Linked DNA regions of Homo sapiens: region 2 is linked to region 1. Evidence: chromatin contacts called from ENCODE Hi-C or POLR2A ChIA-PET data. All regions are on one chromosome and are shown on one strand. The core of a region is the stretch at or near the end of the contact, and the rest is flanking DNA. Distances in the headings are between cores, read along the strand shown. Region 1 holds the start of CNN2 (calponin 2). Region 2 holds the start of MED16 (mediator complex subunit 16).

The links. Hi-C counts contacts between places; a loop is a spot of excess contacts on that map. ChIA-PET counts read pairs that join two places held with the same protein, here RNA polymerase II (POLR2A). Pooled maps may share reads with other maps.
Region 2: a pooled map shows a loop between it and region 1 (4-fold over the local background). The contact joins the promoter of MED16 here to the promoter of CNN2 in region 1. A Hi-C loop is called at or near these places in 8 of 37 single-sample maps with no recorded cell type and 12 of 50 pooled maps. POLR2A ChIA-PET finds 5 or more read pairs at or near these places in 15 of 52 experiments (CD4-positive, alpha-beta T cell, CD4-positive, alpha-beta memory T cell, Caco-2 and 10 more).

What each region holds. Positions count from the first base shown.
Region 1 is chr19:1,025,068-1,028,128 of GRCh38, forward strand. It overlaps CNN2 (calponin 2), which reads left to right and starts at 1,541. Exons shown (of 7, transcript NM_004368.4): 1 at 1,541-1,657. The coding sequence starts at 1,595. RefSeq lists an enhancer at 467-1,198 and a silencer at 1,189-1,828.
Region 2 is chr19:891,731-894,791 of GRCh38, forward strand. MED16 (mediator complex subunit 16) reads right to left here and starts at 1,457. Exons shown (of 16, transcript NM_005481.3): 1 at 1,356-1,457. It overlaps RNU6-9 (RNA, U6 small nuclear 9), which reads left to right and starts at 1,754; the gene lies at 1,754-1,860. RefSeq lists silencers at 1,075-1,124, 1,175-1,444 and an enhancer at 1,585-1,734.

The DNA.
Region 1 (3,061 bases), core at 291-2,790:
GCAGTGGTTCAAGCCTGTAATCACAGTACTTTGGGAGGCTGAGGCGGGTGGATCACCTGAGGTCAGGGGTTCGAGACCAGCCTGGCCAACATGGTGAAACCCCATCTCTACTAAAAATAAAATAAAATAAAATAAAATAAAATAAAATAAAATAAAATAAAATAAAATGTGTCAAACTCCTATTGATGCTTCAAAACCCCATCTCCCTTGCCTCCTCTTACATGCAGCTTTCCTTGATTCCTCCGACAGAGCCCCAACTCTCCCTCCAGTTCCTCCAGCCCCAAGCCTCTCATTCTGTCCTGTACTTGCTCATATAGGGAAACAGGGTGGGCGGGGTGGGGGGGTTCCGCCTGTGCTGGCTCATACAGGGAATCCGGGTTGGGGGTTGGTCTGTGCCAGCTCTGTCTTCCTGGGCATGGGCTGGGCCAGAGCTAAGGTCTCCTGAGAGCCAGCACTGCCTGGCAGGAGACTGTCCCGGAGACTTTTTAATAATTTATTATTATTAGGGTTTTTTTGTGTTTTTTTTTTTTGTTTTTTTTTTTAAGACGGAGTCTTGCTCTGTCGCCCAGGCTGGAGTGCAGTGGCGCGATCTCGACTTACTACAACCTCCGCCTCCTGGCTTCAAGTGATCCTCCCACCTCAGCCTCCTCAGTAGCTGGAATTACAGGCATGTGCCCCCATGCCCGGCTAATTTTTGTATTTTTAGTAGAGACGGAGTTTCGCCATGTTAGCCAAGCTGGTCTGGAACTCCTGACCTCAAGTGATCCGCCCGCCTCGGCCTTCCAAAGTGCTGGGATTGCAGGCGTGAGCCACTCGGATTTTTATTTTTATTTATTTATTTATTTTTAGAGAGAGGCTCTTGCTCTGCTGCCCAGGCTGGAGCGTCATGTTGTGATGATAACTCACTGCAGCTTCGACCTCTTGGGCTCAACGGATCCTCCCCCTTCGGCCTCAGCCTCCCAAGTAGCTAGAACTCCAGGTGCAAGCTACCGCACCCAGTAAGAATCCTATTCTCTTTTGGACTGACAAACTCCTACTCATCCAACAAAGCCCCAGCTCCAATGGCCCCTTCTCTGAGGAACCTGCCCTGGTTCCCTGGTCCACCTCCCAGCTAGTAGAGTTCCCTGGGAAGGGGTTAGACGCCTCTAAGTGGCAGAGAGGGGCCCTCATTCCTGCCCCAAAGGTAGCCTTCTCCCCTCCCCTTTCTGGCAGAAGAGAAGTCTGAGATGGAGAAAGAGTGAGAGCCGCCCACGAGCTCTGAGCAGAGAGCCCGCAGGAGTGCCACGTCCCGGCGGCCTCGGCCCCTCCCTGCCTCAGTTTCCCGTGGCATCAAAGGGGGCGAGGGGCCCCTCCAGGCCTCTGGTGACGGGGGTGCTGTGCCCAGGCGGGGGTCCGGGGGCGACCGAGGGGGCTCAGGAAGTCCGCGGCCGCAGGAATTCGGCGCCTCCAGGCCTTATAAGGACATTTGCGCTCCGGGCCAATCAGCGGCGGGGGCGTGGCGCGCGGAGCCCGGCGCGTCCCAACCCCGCGCCAGCCCGGCGGTCCCGTCCCGTCCCGTCCTGTGCGGCCCCGTCCCGCCGCCCGCCCGCCAGCCATGAGCTCCACGCAGTTCAACAAGGGCCCCTCGTACGGGCTGTCGGCCGAGGTCAAGAACCGGGTGAGTGAGGGGCGCCCCTTGTCCCCCCGACAGCGCGGCCGTCGCACGCTCCGACCGGTGCAGGAGCCCCCAGGCGCCCCCGGCACCTCCCGGGCAGGGAGCTTGGAGACCCGGGGCGGACGGGCCCTTGTTCTCCCTGACGCCTGGTGGGGGGATGTCTGCGGGCACCCCCTGAGGCTCCCGCGAATCTTGGGGAGCACCCAGGTCTGAGATCTGGGGGACGAGTGACCCATTCCCCCCCCCAACATCTAGGGGTAGTTGGGTCTGACTTCGTCCCCTCGCCATGGCCCCAGGACCCCCACGTGTGAAGCCCCTGGCGCCCACTCAACCTTCGAGAAGGTCCGTTCAAGGTCCGACAACGCTCTGGGGGTCTGGGGGGGACCCCAGCAACCCCGTCATCTCCTGGCCACACTTCTGCTTTTGGGGCCTCTTAGCTTTGGGAGGGGAAGGGGCATGGCCGAGTGGTTTTTGAGAAGTGTTACCCCCCCACAAACAGGAATTTCCTGGCCTCTGGGACACCTTGGGGGTGTCTTGGGGGGAGGGGCGGTAGCCGCTTTGCACGGTCTTTGTCTCCCATCTGACTAATTTAAACGGATAACAAAGAGGTTCTCTGAAGGTGGCCCTGAGATATGTGGGGTTTTGCAGCCTCGAAAGAAGAGCTGGGGCCCGGCAGGGCGCGGGGGCTCACGCCCGTAATCCCAGCACTTTGGGGGGCGGAGCTGGGTGGATGGCTTGAGCCCAGCGAGTTCGAGACCAGTCTGGGCAACATGGCGAAACCCCATCTCTATAATTAAAAACAAGCCAGGGCTAGGGGAGACACTTTTTAAGAGAGCACTTGTGGTTCTAGCTCAGAGAGGACCAGACACTTCTGCAGGGTCACACAGCAGGGTCCTGGACAGGATTCCCAGGGAAAGTGGGGGGCGGGGGTTGTGATGCGAGACCCACGGACAGGACCGGGACCTGACCCTCCAGGACCTTCCAGCTGGAGGGGGGTGTCGTCCCCGCCCACCCCCTCCCCCGACGCCCACTGGGCACCTGGGAAGGTGTCCTTACAGCTGACTTCTGCAGGGGAAACTGCCTCTGCACGCTCTGAGGGCACCGGCCCTGCCAGCCCCAACAGCCACCTGCCCGGCGGCACTCCAGGGCCGGCAGACTGGAGGGAGAATTCCTGCTTCCCCGCTGTGAGCCCCTGCAAGCCTTCAGACCAGCTCTTGGCCAAAAAGGGAGGCTGAGGCTTGGGGTGGTCAAGGCCTGAGCCAGGGTCCCCAGCCCGGGGCTCACGACTCCTCCTTCAAGGGGCCATCTGCACCCTGCATTCATAGAGCCCCCCGTGCAGTGGGGTGGGCACCCTGCCGCACCCTGCATACAGCCGGCTAAGGGCACCGGTGTCCACAGGGACCCAGA
Region 2 (3,061 bases), core at 207-2,706, 130 kb before region 1:
CGGGGCTGACTGACAGGGAACACCTGTGGCCGAGGCGGGGGCTGAGTGTGACGGGGAACACCTGTGGCCGAGGCGGGGCTGAGTGTGACGGGGAACACCTGTGGCCGAGGCGGGGCTGAGTGTGACGGGGAACACCTGTGGCCGAGGCGGGGGCTGAGTGTGACGGGGAACACCTGTGGCCGAGGCGGGGCTGAGTGTGATGGGGAACACCTGTGGCCGAGCCGGGGGCTGAGTGTGACGGGGAACACCTGTGGCCGAGGCGGGGCTGAGTGTGACGGGGAACACCTGTGGCCGAGGCGGGGCTGAGTGTGTTGGGGAACACCTGTGGCCGAGGCGGGGGCTGAGTGTCACAGGGAACAGAGGGGGCACCTCCTCGAGGCTTTCTAAGCGCCTGGCATCCAGACGGGCTGTTTCGCTTCGCAAAGGCAAAAGCCCAGGGAGCCTGGAATCACCCGCAACCAGGTTCTCCTCAAACCCTAACCCCGGCTCCCTACTTCTTCAGGGCCTGCCCCAGACCCCCAAGGCTCCGCCACAAGCCTCTAAAAGTCTTTCAGCCCCACCCCTGACCCCCTTTGCTTCCCACACTTCATTTCACCCCTTGAGCCCACGGCCTCACCCTAAATTCTCAGGCTTCACCGTAGGGGTCCCATGTACTCTCCAGGTCCAGCCTCCAACGCCCTTAGCTCTCCAGGCCCAACCCCTAAAACTCCCCAGTCCCCAGACTCCACCCCGGGGACCCCACGTACTCTCCAGGCCCTTCCCCTATTGCCCCCAAATACGAGGCTTCATCCCAGGGACCCCATAGCCTCTTCAGGCCCCGCCCCTATAACCCCCAATCTCCAGGGTCCATCCCAGGGACCCCCTACCCTCTCCAGACCCCTATAACTCCGCAGTCCCCAGTCTCCACCCTAGGGACCCTATTCCCTCTCCAGGCCCCGCACCGATAACCCCGCAGTCTCCAGGCCCTGCCTCTACAGCCCCCCAGTCCCCAGGCTCCACCCCGGCGACCCCAAACCCACTCCAGGCCCCGCCCCCGAAGTCCCACCAAGCGCCTTCAGCCTCGCCCCAAACTCTCCTTAGGCCCCGCCCCGAACCCAGCCCCGCGGGCCTCAGGCCTCCCCCAGGTTTCCGCCGCAAACCCTGAGCCCCGAGCCCCGCGCCCCGCGCCCCGCGCCCCGCGCCCCGCGCCCCGCGCCCCGCGCCCCGCGCCCCAGGCCGCCTACCCAGCAGCCTTTGCTCCCGGCCACGCCCCCGACCCCGCAGGCCCCGCCACGGCTGCGCCGCGTTCCCTCGGGTCCGTGGACACGGTCAGGGGTCCGTCCGCCCTCGCCGGGCCCCCGCAGCCCCGCACTCACCTGGTCGGCCCGTGCGCCAAGCTCAGCGGGCGTCCGCGGTGCGATCTTCCCTAGCGCCTCGGGTCTGGCGCCGCCATCTTCCTCGGTAACAACCAGTCGCCTGAGGCGTGGGGCCGCCTCCCAAAGACTTCTGGGAGGGCGGTGCGGCTCAGGCTCTGCCCCGCCTCCGGGGCTATTTGCATACGACCATTTCCAGTAATTCCCAGCAGCCACCGTAGCTATATTTGGTAGAACAACGAGCACTTTCTCAACTCCAGTCAATAACTACGTTAGTTGCATTACACATTGGGCTAATATAAATAGAGGTTAAATCTCTAGGTCATTTAAGAGAAGTCGGCCTATGTGTACAGACATTTGTTCCAGGGGCTTTAAATAGCTGGTGGTGGAACTCAATATTCGTGCTCGCTTCGGCAGCACATATACTAAAATTGGAACGATACAGAGAAGATTAGCATGGCCCCTGCGCAAGGATGACACGCAAATTCGTGAAGCGTTCCATATTTTTTTTTTTTTTTCCATTTTCCCTCCCAGAAACGGAATCTTGCTCTGTTGCCCAGGCTGGAATGCAATGGCGCGATCTTAGCTTGTTGCAACCTCCGCCTCCCGGGTTGAAGCGATTCTCCTGCCTCAGCCTCCCGAGTAGCTGGGATTATAAACATGCGCCACCACGCCCGGCTAATTTTTGTATTTTGGTAGAGACGGGGTTTCGCCATGTTGGCCAGGGTGGTCTCTATCTACTGACCTCCTGATCCGCCCGCCTCGGCCTCCCAGAGTACTGGGATTACAGGTGTGAGCCACCGCGCCCGGCCTTTCTTCCATTTTCTAATGTCCAAGAGTGGGGAAACTGTAAGCGAAGTCACCGACCCCGTTGAGTATTCCTACTTCCAACCCTATTCCCACCTCCTCCTCCAAAAGCCAGTTTAATGCAATGGATGTGGTGCTCTTCTATTTTTATTTTTATTTTTTTTGAGACAGGGTCTCGCTCTGTGGCCCAGGCTGGAGTGCAGTAGCGCGATCTCAGCTCACTGCAACCTCCGCCTTCCAGGCTCAAGCGATTCTCCTGCCTCAGCCTCCCGAGTAGCTGGGACTACAGGCGCGCACCACCATGCCCAACAAATTCTTGTATTTTTAGTAGAGACGGAGTTTCACCATGTTGGCCAGGATGGTCTCAGTCTCTTGACCTGGTGATCTGCCTGCCTCAGCCTCCCAAAGTGCTGGGATTACAGGCGTGAGCCACCGCGCCCAGCCTGTTTTTTCAAAATTTTAATAGCGATGGGGTCTCACTATGTTGCCCAGGCTGATTTCAAACTCCAGGCCTCAAGCCCTCCTTCCACCCCGGCCTCCCAAAGTGCTGGGATTATAGGCGTGAGCCACCGCGGCCTCACTGCATGATTTTTGCAAGAATTCTGCAAATATAAAACTGTTCTAAAATTACAGGTTAACAATGGCCCAAATATCAGAGTGTTTTTTCTGGATCAGGGTTCAGTTCTCCAAGAGGGCCACGCAGTGACCTTACAGAAAATCCCCATTCCCAGGCAGCAGGTAGGGATTTAACGTTCTTAGCGGCCCGGGTGTGGTGGCACACACCTGTAATCCCAGTACTTTGGGAGGCCAAGGTCTGAGGACAGCTTGAGTTTGAGACCAGCCTGGGAAACATAGCCAGACCCCGTCTCTACAAAAAAAAATTAAAAATTAGCAGGGTTGGG